2 separate regions of the Mus musculus genome follow, and region 1 is linked to region 2. Evidence: chromatin loops called from intact Hi-C (ENCODE). Cell type or tissue: heart. All regions are shown on one strand.

The links. A loop is a pair of places that touch in the nucleus more often than their neighbours do. Peaks named below come from ENCODE experiments on the same cell type or tissue, not always from the same donor. Only the 100,000 strongest peaks of a DNase experiment are listed, where the experiment ranks them.
Region 1: it touches region 2 in a loop (10-fold over the local background); 16 of 42 quality-filtered maps call a loop at or near these places.

What each region holds. Positions count from the first base shown.
Region 1 is chr4:129,273,545-129,281,544 of GRCm38, forward strand. It overlaps Gm12976 (a long non-coding RNA gene), which reads left to right. Exons shown (of 3, transcript XR_868184.3): 2 at 2,111-3,346. Among named protein-coding and RNA genes, the nearest start is that of Sync, 10 kb to the right of the region's middle. In heart, no CTCF peak of the experiment used is centred here; a DNase peak (open chromatin) is centred at 3,107; H3K27me3 peaks cover 1,405 bases.
Region 2 is chr4:129,131,824-129,139,823 of GRCm38, forward strand. It overlaps Fndc5 (fibronectin type III domain containing 5), which reads left to right and starts at 5,176. Exons shown (of 6, transcript NM_027402.4): 1 at 5,176-5,340; 2 at 6,868-6,983; 3 at 7,520-7,718. The coding sequence starts at 5,256. In heart, a CTCF peak has its summit at 3,182 (motif pointing right); DNase peaks (open chromatin) are centred at 3,168, 4,879, 5,528, 6,078 and 1 weaker place; H3K4me3 peaks cover 2,453 bases; H3K27ac peaks cover 2,228 bases; H3K27me3 peaks cover 5,370 bases.

The DNA of each region.
Region 1 (8,000 bases), 140 kb after region 2:
GGGGGCAATTTATCCCCTGAAGTTTCAGAACTCCTGAACTAGAGAGATACGTTGTGCCCCAAGCACCCCACTTCTGATGGCAGAGGCAGTCAGATCCAAGAGTTTTTGTGCTATAGGGAGGTACACTCAGTCCCAAGGCCCCTAAACTACCACATAATAGTTGCTTTGGGATACAAGATCTGCTGGGGAGATTCACCCTCTCTTGGGGTTACCAGCTGGAGACACAATCTCCTTTCTCAGGGACCTGAGTTCCATTTCCAGCCCCCGTATCAATCAAGAGGCTCACAAACACCTGTAACTCCAGCTTCAAGGGATCCAACATCCTCTTCCTGTCTTCACAGGCGCTTACTCGTGCCCCCCCCCCCCCCCCGCGCACAAATACACACACACACCCATACACACAAATAAAAAACAAGTAATATTTAAAGGAACGAAATAGAGTTTCAGGGGTCAGCAAGTTAAAAGGCATGGCGTGAATGTGCCGGCTACGCAACCATCTCACATGGCGAGGCAGGGTGCACACGGCCCACATCACCAGCACCCAAGCTTCAAAGGCATACATCGCAGCAGTTGCAGGCAAAAATGCTCATTCCTGGGACGTGCGTGGACTGCTCCAGGCACTGGAGTAACCTAGGAGGATGCCTTGAAGCCTTTAATAGAAGACACACATGCCCTCAAGGCCATGACTGTGTAATCAGAGGGAGTTTATATTCAGCAAGAAACCTGGAGTCAGTCAAGTCATGGTGGAGTGAGCTCGTAATCCCAGCACTCGAGAGCTACAACAGGGGGATGAGGAGTTCAGGGCCATTCTGGCCGACATAATGAGACCCAATTTGTCTCTGAGAGAGACACTGTGGAGGGGCTGGACTGGCGGTTCGGGTGGTTAAGAGCACTGATTGCTGTCCCAAAGAACCAGGATTTCATTCCTAGCACCCACATGCTGTCTCACAATCACTTATAACTCTAGACCCAAGGGATTCTACAGACTCTGAGGGCGATAGATATGCAGGTATACATGCTTACATACTCATATATAAATACATACACGCTGGGCATGGTGGCTCACGCCTTTAATCCCAGCACTTGGGAGGCAGAGGCAGGCCGATTTTTGAGTTCAAAGCCAGCCTGGTCTACACAGTGAGTTCCAGGACAGCCAGGGCTACACAGAGAAACCCTGTCTTGAAAAACCAAAATAAATACATACATACATACATACATACACACACACACACATATGCAGGCAAAGGCACTCATACATACAAAATAATTTAAAATTTTTTCAAAAGTAAGAAAACAAACAAAACACATAGGGTTGATGAATAAAGGTATTTCTGCCAAGACTGACGATCTGAGTTCGAGCCCCAGATCCAACACAACAGGAGAAAATCAGCTCCCACCAGAGCACATGAATAAATTTAGGAGGCTCAGGCTGGAGAGATGGCTCAGTGGTTGACTGCTCTTCTGAAGGTCCTGAGTTCAAATCCCAGCAACTACATGGTGGCTCACAACCACTCATAATGAGATCTGATGCCTTCTTCCGGGGTGTCTGAAGACAGCTACAGTGTACTTACATATAATAAATAAATTGGCCAGGCATGGTGGCACATGCCTTTAATCCCAGCACTTGGGAGGCAGAGGCAGGAGGATTTCTGAGTTTGAGGCCAGCCTGGTCTACAAAGTGAGTTCCAGAATAGCCAGGGCTACACAGAGAAACCCTGTCTCGAAAAACCAAAAAAAAAAAAAAAAAAAAAATCTTAAAAAAAAATTTAGGAGGCTCATGACTAATACAGACACTTGGGAGGCATAGGCAGGATGACCTTGGTGAATCTGAGGGCAGCCTGGTCTACACAGAGTTCCAGGCTAGCCAGGGGTACACAGTGAGACTTTGTCTCACAAAATAAAAAAACTACAAAAACAAAGCCAGCTGTAATGGCACACACCTTTAATCCTAGTACTCAGGAGGCAGAGGCAGTCTGATCTCTGTGAGTTTGAGGCCAGCCTGGTTTGAATAGTGAGTTCTAGGATAGCCAGAGCTGCATAGTGAAAGACTGTCTCAAAAAACCATATTTTTTTGTTTTGTTTTTTGTTTTTTTTTACAACAAAAATCTAGAGGAAGTGGATGGACTCCAGCAGGAGGCAGAGCTTCAAGTGAGGAGAATGTGGGAGTGGAAGAGGGACGAAGAAACGTACAGATCATATGTGCACTGGGAACAGAGGCACCGCCGCGGCGTCTAGAGCAGCCTACGGGACTGTCAGAAGGGACACTCCAAGAAGGACAGAAGAAACTGCTGAGTTGGGGGTCTGCCTATGGTGGCCTGCCGATGTCTGTTTTAGAACTAAGCAGCTGGGTGGGAGTCCCACAGAGTCTGAGAGAAGGTCCCTGTCACCCTCACCAGGAAACGAGATTTAACTTCAGCTTTCCACTCGGGGTCCAGGTAAGAACCGCAAAGACTGCCGGGCTGTTCTCTAGGGATCCCTGTATCCCTCCTAAGCTATAGGATTGCATTCTCCATGTTAAAGCCCAGGAAATACAGTCCCAAGAGTCCAGAGACACAGGAGGGTGAGGAGGCTGGCTTTATACTCCAGTCTCCTGAGTCTAATGCCTGGCTCTTTCCCTGGCGTCCACACCCATGGCTTTCCAGTGTTCCTTTCAAACGGGTGGAGCTATTGCTATTGTGTGTTTACTTATTTATTTATTGTGGTACTGGGGATTGGACATAGGATCTCATGTATACAGAGCTACATAGCCCTCATTAATTTCTAATCATTCGTGTGTATGTGTGTGTGTGTGTGTGTGTGTGTGTGTGTGTGTGTGTGTGTGTGTGTGTTAACACAACGTCCTATGTAACCCAAGCTGGCTTCTATCTAGCTCAGCTATGGAACTAAGGATGACCTCGAACAAGTCATCTTCCTGCCTCAACCGAATGCTGGAATTGGACGCACACTATACAGCCTCTTGCATGTTAGATAAGCACTCTGCCCACTGAGTGATATCCCAGGCCTCTTTATTACTAATTACTGCTTTGATGACCAGGCTCCTCCCTCCAGGCTATTTGCACAGTCGGTTCAGAAAAGACAAGTCCGGTGCGCCCCCGCGCGGTCACTAAAGGAAACACACGTCCTGCTGTGGCAGGCGCCTGAGTGGGAAAGGTGAGGTCTGTGTGGCGTCCCCTGTAGGCTGCGCTAGACATCGCAGGCGAGTTAATCTGTGGACGCCGCGGGTGACTCGCTCACTCACCTGGTGCCTTGTTAGACAATCAGCTGAATCATGGTACACAACAGTGGGAGCAAGGAGGACAAAGGAAAGGCAGGGAATAACATCGTCTCTTGTAAACTACGAAAAGAGGTCAGTATCCCCTCTCCCCCTTTATTTCTGAGATTTTGATTGTTTGGTTTGGTTTTTTTGAGACAGGGTTTCTCTGTGTAGCCTTGGCTGTCCTGGAACTCTCTCTGTAGACCAGGCCTTCAACTCACAGAGATCTGCCTGCCTCTACCTCTCAGGCACTGAGGCTAAAGCCGTGCACCACCCAGCTGTTTTTCCATTTAACATACACATCTAACATAGAAGCAAAACCTGAGCCAGGAATGGTGGCACACGCCTTTAATCTCAGCACTCAGGAGGCAGAGGCAGGCAGATTTCTGAGTTCGAGGCCAGCCTGGTCTACAAAGTGAGTTCCAAGGACAAAAAAGAAAGAAAAAAGGAAGCAAAACCTGACCTCGAGGGAGATTAAGTGATCTATCAAGAGAGTTGTCTGGTTGGTTGCTTTGTTTGTTTGTTTTTGTTTTTGTTTTTTTTTCGAGACAGGTTTCTCTGTATCGCCCTGGCTGTCCTGGAACTCACACTGTAGACCAGGTGGCCTCGAACTCAGAAATCTGCCTGCCTCTGCCTCCCAAGTGCTGGGATCAAAGGCTTACGCCACCACCACCCAGCTCAAGAGAGTTGTCTGTAATCTGTACAGAAATCTGCCTGTGGCCATGATACAGTTCCTGGGGAGTATGCTTGAGAGAGTCGAGTCTGTGGTTCCCGCCACCCTGACCATAAGCCTCCCGGGGTCCAGGATAATGACACCTAAGTAGAAGACAGGGGTGGGGGAGGAGGTATCGGATGCTAGGTGCTATCAATCCTGCAAGTGTGACTCTTTTTTGTTTTCTTTTGTTGTTGTTGTTTTTGGTTTTGGTTTATTTTTCGAGTGTTTTTCTTTTCTTTTTTTCTTTTCTTTTTTTTCTTTCTTTCTTTTTTTTTTTTTTTTTGTTTGTTTTTTTTTGGTTTTTCGAGACAGGGTTTCTCTGTAGAGCCCTGGCTGTCCTGGAACTCACTTTGTAGACCAGGCTGGCCTCGAACTCAGAAATCTGCCTGCCTCTGCCTCCCGAGTGCTGGGATTAAAGGCGTGCGCCACCACACCCGGCTGTGTTTTCTTTTTCTAATAATTAATTTGTTTTTATTTTATGCGCATTGGTGTTTCATCTGCATGTATATCTGTGTGAGGGTGTCAGGTTCCCTGGAACTGGAGTTGCAGTGGTGAGCTACCATGTGGGTGCTGGGAATTGAACCTGGGACCTCTGGAAGAGCAAGCAAGCAGTGCTCTTAACCATTGAGCCATCTCTCCAGCCTCCAAACTTATTTTCTTATGGACAAAGGGACTTCGGCAGGCTTCACCGGTCAGGAGAGTTCTGAGGATTCGCTGTAATGATGCAGGTAAAGTGTCTACTTTGCATCCGGCATGGAGTATTGCTTAATTGTTTATCTGCATGCTGTGCACTGCTGGGGCTTGAACCCACACATGCTGGGTAAGCGCTCTGCCTGTTAGGCAAAGGCTGTGCACAGACTTACTCCTCCAGCTCCAACCACTGTTTTATTGAAAAGCTGCAGGCTAGGGATGCAACTATGAACTAATATAAGTACTGTTCTTGGTACCTGTAATGCCTGCACTTAGACGACTGAAGCAGGGGATCTCAAGTTCAAGGACAGCATGAGTTACTTAATAGGACTAGAAACATTTTAAAGTATCTATCTAACTATCTATCATCTATCTATCTATCATCTATCTATCTATCTATCTATCTATCTATCTATCTATCTATCTATCTACACAGGGATCCTCTGTGTAACCCTGGCTATGCTGGACTTCCCTCTGTAGACCAGGCTGGCTTTGAACTCACAGAGATATGCCTGCTCCTGCCTCTAGAGTACAGGGATTATTAAAGGCAGGCACCGACACTGTCCAGCTATAAAAATATGGGTTTTGTTTGTTTGTTTGCTTGAAAGATTTGTTTATTTTATGTGAGTATATTGTCACTGTCTTCAGATAAACCAGAAGAGGGCATCAGATGGTGAGCCACCATGTGGATGCTGGGAATTGAACTCAGAATCTGTGGAAGAGCAATAAGTGCTATTAACCACCTGAGCCATCTCACCAGCCCCAAAAATATGTTTTTAAAAAAGAAAAATTAGAGAATGTGCTTAGCATCTAAGAAGACTGGGTTCCATTTTCAGCTTGAAAGAAAAAAAAGAAAGAAAGATTTAAAAGTATCTATATAGGGGCTGGAGTGATGGCTCAGCAGTTAAAAACACACACTACAGGGCTGCTGAAATGGCTCAGTGGGTAAGAGCACCCGACTGCTCTTCCAAAGATCCGAAGTTCAAATCCCAGCAACCACATGGTGGCTCACAACCATCTGTAATGAGATCTGACTCCCTCTTCTGGAGTGTCTGAAGATAGCTACAGTGTATTTACATATAATAATAATAATAATAAACACATGTACACAGCTACAGTGTACTTACATATAATAATAAATAAATCTTTAACAAAAAAAAAAAAAGAAACAGGGTTTCTCTATGTAGCCTCAGCTGTCCTAGAACTTGCTTTGTAGACCAGGCTGGACTCAAACTCATAGAGATCTGCCTGCTCCTCCTGAGTGCGAGGATTAAAGGCATGTGCTATTACCATGTGCTATTACTGAGGGCTTCGAAGTTTTCAAAGATTTTTTTTTAAAAAAGATTTATTTAATTATTTCATGTATGTGAGTTCACTGTCCTTGTCTTCAGACACACCAGAAGAGGGCATCAGATCTCATTACAGATGGTTGTGAGCCACCATGTAGTTGCTGGGAATTAAACTCAGGATCTCTGGAAGAACAGTCCATGCTCTTTTTTTTTTTTTTTTTTTTTTTTTTTTTCAAGACAGGGTTTCTCTGTGTAACCCTGGCTGTCCTGGAATTCACTCTGTAGACCAGGCTATCCTCGAACTCAGAAATCCACCTGCCTCCTCTGCCTCTCTGCCTCTCTGCCTCAAGTGCTGAGATTAAAAGCATGTGCCACCACTTCCTGGCTCAAAGTTTCTAAATAGACAATGATGGCTAAAATTCTTGGGCCCATGATGAAACTCTTTTTGAGTTCATTCTCACAATAAACCTTTGCTATGAGTTGGGTTGCCCAGTTCTGTGGAGACCAGAGCCAGTGAGTGAGGTAGCTTCCCACGAGCACCCAGTGAATGCAGCACAGAGTCAGGCTCCACCTAGCCTCTCGCTTTCCAAGCCTGGATTCATATCCTGCTTCAAGACACAGTGACCCTGAGAGTCCTGGAGGGCACCTCAGACCCATTTATTTTCTTCCTCCTTGGGACAGTTTCAGGACAGTGTCACTACAGGAAAGCTGAGCAGAATGGCTTCCCCTTGGGTTAGGTGACAGGGTTTTCAGAGCAACTTCACACCACCAACTCATGACAGAGCCTCTCATCCAGTCACAACAGTCCTGTAAAGAGGGCGTTGGAGGGTGCATTTTACTCTCAGAGAGCCAGGGCCTAGGGAACATTGCTCCCATAATTATTTAGGGCAGGCTCTACAGCTTGGGGGGGGCACAGTTATTAATGTCTCCCATGCTGCTCCCGAGTGCTCCCCACTTCCTAGGTCACCTCTGTGACAACCATAGTCTCATGTCCCCCATCTTCCACAACCAAGACTGAGTAAGAATGCTCATGTCTCTCTTCCTTTTTCTTTATCTTTATTTATGTGTATATATAGGTCTTAGATACTGTTCTATTGAGACATCATGACCAAGGTGACTTACATAAATAAATAAATAAATAAATAAATAAATAAAGTTTGGTTACAGTTCCAGAGGGCTAGTCTATAACTATCTATAACCATGGAACAGTAACGGAGAACTTATGCTGAGACAACAACCACAAGGCAGAGGAAAATGACTGGGAACGGTGAGGGCTTTGGCGTTTCCTGATGTTGCCTCAAAGCCCACCTCCACTGACACACCCCTAATCCTTCCCAAATAGTTCCACCACCTGGGATCAAGCATTCGAATATGAGTCTACAGGGGCCATTCTCATTCAAACTATCATAATATATACGTCTGTGTGGTCATATGCCACCTGTGTGCTGGGAGGTGGCACACACCCTTAATCCCAGCACCCGGAAGGCAGAGGCAGGTGGAGCTCTGTGAGTTCCAGGCCAGCCTGGTCTACAGAGTGGGTTCTAAGACAGCCAGGGTTACACAGAGAAACCCTATCTTGAAACAAACAAGCAAGCAAGTCAAAGTATGCCACATGTGGGTGCCCATGGAGGGTCAAAAAAGAATGTCAGAATCCCTGCAGGTCGAGCGACAGGTGGTTGTGAAATATTTGAGCTACGTTAAGAACTGAACTCTGGGGCTGGAGAGATGGCTCAGTGGTTAAGAGCACCAACTGCTCTTCCAGAGGACCTGAGTTCAATTCCCAGCAACCACATGGTGGCTCACAAACATCTGTAATGAGATCTGATGCCCTCTTCTGGGGTGTCCGAAGACACCTAAAGTGTACTCACTATCTATCTATCTATCTATCTATCTATCTATCTATCTATCTATCTATCTATCTATCTATTTATCTATCTATCTGAAATAAATAAATAAAAATCTTTTAAAAAAAAAAGAAGAAGACGAAAGAACTAAACTCTGCCCTGTAAGAGCAGCAGGCGCTCCTAGCTGCTGAGCCATCTCTCCATCTCTT
Region 2 (8,000 bases):
GCCACACGTGTAGCCCAGCCTTGGAAGATGTATGTATGTGTGTGCCTCTGTATGTGTGTGTGTGTTTGTGTATACCTCTGTGTGTGAATATGTGTATATGTGTGCCTTGTGTATATGTGTGTGTATGGGTGTGCCTGTGTGCCTCTGTGTGTGTACTTGTGTGTGTGTGTGTACACGTGTGTGTGTGTGTGTGTGTGTACACGTGTGTGTGTGTGTGTGTGTGTGTGTGGCATGTATAGATAGATGTTTTGTTTGCCTGTATGTCTGTGCACCACGCGCTTGTCTTGTGCCTGAGGACGCTGGAGAGGGCATCGGATCTGTATCTCCCAGAACTGGAGTTACAGATGTTTGTGAGCTGCTAAGAGGTTGCTGGGAACGGAATCCGGGTCCCCTGAAAGAGCAGTCAGTGCTTTTAACGCCTGTGCCGTCTGCCCTGCCTCTCTCAGAGGTATCTAGTCATTGGTGCTCACTTAGCGTGTCTCCCTGAAACGTGAGGCCCATGGAGAGCTGGCCTTGTTCATAGCATCTAGGAGGTTCTCAGCGAGGGTTGAATGAGTGAAGCTCCCATAGCCCCATCTTCTCTTGCAAGCTGCTCAGGACAGTCTTTTTGGTTCTCTCGCTCCCCGTGTTTCAATCCAGTGCCAGTCACTCTCCTGCCTCACATGCACGGCTTCCCCTGCCTCCCCTCCACATGCAACACTATGTTCTCTACCTCTTCCCCAGCCTTCCTGCTTTATCTCCTAGCTGGCCCATGTATCGCCTTCTCCTAGAAGCCCTCCTTGCTAAGACCTTGGGAACTATGAACCTAGCCAAGCCTCACCATAATGAGGACATCAGAGACTAATCTCAGAGATATGACAGACCAGTGTCTCCTGGCTATACAACCCACAGCAAGCCCTTTTCTCCTTCTGAACATCAGTTTCTTCAGCAATGACATGGACATAACGTTCCCGACCATAAGCGTTGTGAGGACGATGGACTGTGGAAAGCGTTGGTAAATGGTGGGTCAGTCCCTGGGTTTCACCACTGCCCCTGGGAGCATCAAGCCCCTTATGTCTTTCAGAGAAGAGTGTCCTCATCTGTAGGAGGAATATTAATCCTGCAATATGGCTGCCCTGATCACATCCAAAGACCTTCCTGGTCTGTGTGATCTGGCTAGAATGCAGACAACCTCTCAGTACACACCTTTAATCCCAAACAATGTAAGTAAAGTTAGTTTGTAAAAGGAAGCAGCCATGTTTGAAAGTGATGTCAAGTTGAGTGGCAGACAAAGTGACAAATCAGAGATATATAGGATACACTCGACTCTCCAGAGAAGAGAGAAGGAAGAGAGACAACACAAGAGGAAACTGTGCAGAGAGAGAGGGAGAGAGGAGAAGGAGGCAGGTTTTTTTGGTTTTTTGTTTGTTTGTTTTTGTTTTGTTTTTTTCGAGACACAGTTTCTCTGTGTAGTTCTGGCTGTCCTGGAACTCACTCTGTAGACTAGGCTGGCCTCGGACTCAGAAATCTGTCTGCCTCTGCCTCCCAAGTGCTGGGATTAAAGGCATGCGCCACCACGCCCGGCTTGAAGGAGGCAGTTTTACCAGGACACTTAGAGAGACAGATGAAAGAGAAAACAAGCTAAACACAGGTGAAGACAGAATGAGCCAGAGAAGGAGAAGGAGCCAGAAGATTAGAACAGATGGCCAAAGTTAGTATGAGGTCAACCAGAGCAGTTCAGTCAGAGGCTGAGAGAGAAGTCAGATGGAATCAGTCAGCTTGTCGAGGAGTTTGAGCCAGAACGGCTGAGCTGAGCCAGCCAGCCAGAACTCAGAGAGAACGAGAAAGGGTGAGCTTCTTCATCGGCGAGTCTCGGAGGCTGGAAACATTCTAGGCCCAGATTAGATTGTACAGAGGCTAGAAGCTTCCAGAACTAGGCAGAGGTTAGCAGAGGGAGGCAGTAAGCCTGGGAGACAACAGTTACATCAGGCAAATAAAAAATGCTTTTACACTAATCCTCTGAAAGGTCCTTAGAGGTAAGGGAGGTAAAAGGTCAAATCAGGTCCTGAACTTGAAGCCATGGATTTTAGACACAGCTCCATAGTTCATTGTCTGGGTGGTTGCAGCCATGTCCCTTAATTCTCTGAGGCTCAGCTTCTTGATCTAGAGCTGAGACTAACGACGCACATCAACCTTAAAATCCCATTAATGCAGGTCAAGAGTGAGTGCTCTCTCATTGTACCTCAACGCAATCCCCTGCCTTCTCCTGAGTCTTGTCTCCCTGTGACTTGGGGCTGTGTCTAAATACCACAGCGTTGGCTCAGGACTTTAATCCTGAGCACTCAGGAGGCAGAGGCAGGTGGATCTCTGAGTTCGAGGTCAGCCTGGTCTAGAGAGTGAGTTCCAGGACAGCCAGGGCTACACAGAGGAACCCCATCTCAAAAAGCAAAAAAACAAAAAACAAAAAAAAAACAAAAAAAAAAAAAAACAAAGAGCAGAGTAAATGTGAGCCAAGTCTGCTCCAAGATCAGATAAAGAGCCTTCTAGATGGAAAACTGTGATCTGCTGTGGGGGACCTGCCGCCTAAGATAGGCTCCCAGACTCTGGACAGCTTTGACACCCACGGGGGTCCAAATGTTGGTGAGTCCCCAGGTGTGACTTCAGGGACATTCAGCCCCTCCAGACTCCCCCCTTCTCCTTCTCTAGTTCAAGTGTTTGTGTGTTCTTTCAGGATGTTGCCTGGAACCCGGTGCATAATGGGTATTCAATAAATACATGTTTGAAGAATGAATTTGTTCCATAGAGTCAATAAACATTACTGAATACCTACTGTGTGTCTGGTTAAGGTAGAAAGCACGGGATGGCGTATATAAAACAAGTGGTGCTGACAAATGCCTTCCCAGGCTCCCTCAGGCCATCTCCAGGCCCTTTCAGTCTTCCTGCTTCTAACTAGCTCCTACTGGGTGCTAGACTCCACGCCAGGGCTTCCTCCAGAACCGAAACAATGTCCAAGCACCTCATGAATCCTAGGAAGGCTACACCCCACCGCCACAACGCTCCAAATTCTCCAAGTCTGCCATGACCCTTCTAACAGCGACGACCCGCAAGCTTTTCCTCCTAGCTCCCAGGCGGTGAACACTGGCTGCCCTTTCCCCCCTCCTAACGCCCTACATCCGCCTGGGGTTTTTCCCAGAACTGCCAGCAGGTGGCGCAGAGGTTCTCCTTTCCCCATCACTGGACTATAGGCCAGACCCCACCAGGACCCTCTCTCTCCTTTTTCCTCAGTCAGGATAAAATTGGATCCTATGACCTCTATCTGACCCCTCTCTTTCCTGCTGCTCGTGCGATAGCCAACCGAAGAGACTCCAGTTGCTCCTGCCAGCCCCCTGGTAGTCTGGGGAAGGCAAGGAGGTCCTTGGGGGTTAAGCTGCAGCTGGTAGGGTGGGGTGGGTAGGGCAGAGCGGGCAGCACCTAACAAAAGAGAAAGAGAAAAAGAAGAGGGAAGGTGCCCTGGCTGGGCTACCATCCCGGAAGGTCCAAGTCCTAACAAGGCCCCCCCAGGACAAGGTATGTGGCCAAGAAAACAGATGGTGCTGGGGTGGGAGGTCAGCCTGCCTAGCATGGAGTCCTGGGGGTACAGAAGGCTGGGTGTTGTGAATGGAAAGCTCAGCAGAACCCCCTGCCCCCCACACCTCATTCTTCCCAGGGGATCAGGTAGAAACTTGGGGAGAAAGACTCCTTGGGTAAGCATTAGTACAGGAGGGGTGTATGTGTGTGTGTGTGTGTGTGTGTGTGTGTTTGCCTTATGGGGGTGTGTGTGTGTGCACCAAGCTCTAGGTTCTCTATCTCTGTGATTCAGTTTCTTCTTCATCTAAAGTCTAGGGATAGGATGGAAGATCTTAGAGGCTTCTGTGAGATGCCTCTCTGGTCTAACCTCACTCCTTAACCTTGGCTCTCTGACTGCGACTCCAGCCCAAGAAAGTAAGAGGCTGAGGCTGGGGAGCCTTCTGCTGTCCTATAGGGATTCTCCTTAGGGCAGGACAGTAAATGTGGGGTGGAGGCTCCTCTCTGCCTCTAAGGCCATCAAAGGAGTAGCCAGAAGGGTGTGTGAGGACAGGCTGGCACCTGGCTGTTCCCAAGGTGATGGAAAAAAAGGGTTATCAACGTGTGCTAATTAGCTGGAGCTATCTGCCACATCTTCCAGCCCCTACCACTTTAGAGCCATTAGCTAAATCACTGCTCAGTCAGGTCAGAATGGATATAGTGGTCCCGAGAGCGTCCAGAAACCACAGCCCTCTGATCTTGGAGAAACACGGTTCCAGATTGTTCTTTTAATAATCTAGAATGTGCCAGTTTTAGAGAGAGAGAGAGATTCTAGATGCTGGAGTGTTGAAGTCACTCTGGGTGAGGAGTGTGTGAAGTTGAGCCCACCTTGGATTCAAATCCTGCCCGTGGTGGGTCCTTGGACAAAACAAGTTACCAAACTGCAGTATCCACCTACATGAGACGCCCCGCAGCAGAGTGGACCTGAAGGGGCTGCAGAGAGAACCAAGTCCCAAACCCAGCCAAGGCCTACAGAGTGTCTGCGCCTGACAGATATTCGCAGTGCTCTCGAGGGGATTAAAAATAGGCACAAGAAAAAGAAAGGACTGGTCTGAGGTCTCAGCTAGACCTCCAGGGAGTCAGAGGAGAGCCTCTTCGGCCCCAGTACACACATTCCCCAGAGTACCGAGTCTGTACCCCCCTTACACTCTACAGCTCGTGTGTGTGTGTGTGTGTGTGTGTGTGTGCCTGGGGTGTGGGCTGGAGTGAGAGATGGGGTACAGATGGGCATCTCCCAAGCACTTGCCCTCCCTCTTCCCTAAGGAAGAGCGGGACCGGGGCCAGGTCAGGGTTAAGGCTGGGACTGACCGCGGCACGGTGCTACGGGTCCTGCATCGGTCAGAGAGCGTGAGCCGCGGGGTCCCCAAAGCCCCTGGCTTCCCGGGAGCCCACAGAGTGAAGAGCGGGGACAGGAGTGGGGGCGCCCTCGGTCCTCACCCCGCCCCCGCCCTCTCCCCGCAGCGGGGGCGCCCCGCCCCCCAGGCGCCCGACGTGGACGCGGCCGCTGCCGCCGCCGCCGCCACCACCGCCGCCGCCACCACCGCCGCCGCCGCGCGGGAGTCGCTGTCCGCGGAGCCGATATGCAGGCGGCGCGGGGCGGCGCGGGGCGGCCGGGCCGGGAGGGCCGCGGGCTGGAGCGTGAGTGCGAGCGGTCACCGGGCCCAGGAGTCGCCATGCCCCCAGGGCCGTGCGCCTGGCCGCCCCGCGCCGCGCTCCGCCTGTGGCTAGGCTGCGTCTGCTTCGCGCTGGTGCAGGCGGGTAAGGGGGCCTGGGGAGGGGGACGAGGGAGGGAACAGCTTCCCCTCCCACGCCGCCACCGGGAAGTCCTCGGTTCCCTTCCTGCTCCCTGAGGACCTCCTGTGTCACCTGGTCCCTACTCTCCTAACCTGACCCTAGCGCCTCCGAACCTTCTTGACCCCTAAACCCGTCCTTCAGCTTCCAAACCTCTGCCAGTCACCTCAGCCCTGAGTTTTTAAAGCTCTTGCGGCTCCTGGTCCCTTCAGGTCATCCCCTAACCCTGAGTCTTTGCCTCAGCCACCTTTTCTGGCCCTGAGAGCAGCTGAGGACACTAGTGCCCCACCTTGGGCCTCCCTCTGTATCCCCAAAGATCTCTCAGGGACCCATAGGCAGCTAGCTGCGCAGGAACGACTATGAAGAGAACTGTAACCTGAGGTTGAAGGGTGTTTGCGGGGACCGTGGGCGGGGGCGGGGGGCGCAAACCCTGCTGCAGTTAGTGTCTGGCCCACCCCATGGGGCTCTGCCTCCCTAGATCACCCCAATCCTGTCCCTCCTGGCAGCTGTTGCTGCCTCCCTCTCTTTCTCGCCCTGCTTCTGTCTCCTTGCCTGTCTCCAATGTTCCACTTGTCTGCTCTCTGGTTCTGTGACCTCAGCCACCTGTCTGTGTCCTTCTGTCCCTTTCCATCTGAATGTCTGGCATAATCCTGAAGCCTTGAGTCCACTTGTCTGAGGGGTATGGGGCTACTGCTCAGGGCCAGGGCTTCTAATCACAGCCCCTGCCCTCTTGCATGATATAACCCCGTGTGACTCTACTCCCCTCTCCTGGAAGGTCCTTTCTGCCCTGCTCCTCTACTGCTCTCCCACTTATCTCTGACGTTTTCCCCATTCACCATCTTCCTTCACCCAGAAGGCCTTGCGCTATCTTGGTGTCTCTCCACCAAGGGACCCTGTTCTGAATGTCCCCTCTTCTCTAACTTCCTCTATTCCTCGCACGTGAGGACCCACAGAGTATGGAGAGGCTCACATAGACCCTTCCCCTTAGGCGCCCTCTGCCCAGCTTACCATGTGAGGTTGCCCCTCAGCTCCATGCCAGGGCTCAGCCCCTCCTGGCTCTTCATCTCAGGGTCTGTCTCCTTCCCTCAAGGTCACTCACTTGACAACATGAGGCTATAGAAAGTGCAATGGACTAGGAGTCCTTGTGGCTGCTTTTTCTCAAGCTAATCAGCTCCTGAACTCCATTCAGCTATTCCTCGCTCGGTGCCCAACCACCTATCCACTAGCTCTCGCCTTGGTTCAAGCCCAGGTCCACCAATTTTATTTTAGGACCCTTGGTTTGGCCAGTCTATAGCCAGCAGGAGTTTCTATGCTAGTCACAAGGAACCTGGGGCCTCTCAGCCACTGAGGAACCGAGAGCCATGTGGCCCAGCTGAGACCTTGGATCCTTGTTTCTGTTCACATAGCCTCCCCCAGCTTTCTCTTTCTCATATATGATGGGGCTGGGCCTTACAGCAGGGCACGCTCAGACTCAGGTGCTTCCCTGCCCTGCAGACAGCCCCTCAGCCCCTGTGAACGTGACCGTCCGGCACCTCAAGGCCAACTCTGCCGTGGTCAGCTGGGATGTCCTGGAGGATGAAGTGGTCATTGGCTTTGCCATCTCTCAGCAGGTAACCCTTGAGGGTGCTTAAGGGGAGAGGGCATATCAAGATGGTGACTGGAAACTGGGCGCATATGGTATTTCATGCTGTAATCCCAGAACTCAGAAGGTGGTGGTGGGGGGGGCGGGGAGTAGTAGAAGGACTTCAAGTCCAAGGTCAGCCAGGCATGGAGGATGATGGTAGAGAAACAGAAAAGGAAAAGAAACCACAGGGCAAGAGAGACGGTAACAAGTTGTATATCTAGCTTAGAACTGGGGTCACAGAAGGTCCTTAGTTCCTTGGACAAAGGCTCAGGAGGTCTTGGCTGGGACATGGTAATTCAGAGCAAGGGTCTGACCTCAAATGCTTGCTCCTCAGAAGATGCGTGGCCCTGGGCAACACTCTGACCCCTCTGAACATGTTTCCTTAGCTCTACTGTGGAAATAAGGCTGTTCTGGGTGGCGGGAATGTAACAGCCATGAAGAGGGGGCTTGTCACTGTCGAGGTGGGCAGATGTGGGGTTGGTGCCCTGCATGCTAACATAGCAAGCTCTCTCCCCTTTCTAGAAGAAGGATGTGCGGATGCTCCGGTTCATTCAGGAGGTGAACACCACCACCCGGTCCTGCGCTCTCTGGGACCTGGAGGAGGACACAGAATATATCGTCCATGTGCAGGCCATCTCCATCCAGGGACAGAGCCCAGCCAGTGAGCCTGTGCTCTTCAAGACCCCACGCGAGGCTGAAAAGATGGCCTCAAAGAACAAAGGCAAGCACGGGGCAAGGAGGGTGAGTTAGGTGAGGGAGGTTGGGCAGGGCAGGAGGAAAGACAAGCGGCTCGAGAGATGAAGAAGGGTTGATTTCGGCCCCTGGAAGGAGACTGCCATGCATGCTTTCTCCTTAAGATTGAGTCCAAATGCTGTCGCCCCAAAACAGCCTTCACCCTGTTCCTGGGTCTATGTTGGGTGTGTTGGCACTGACAGAGGCACTTCTTGTTGTGGGCTGCTGGGCCCTGGAGGAGTGGCTCGGGAGGAACGGAGCCCAGGGCTAG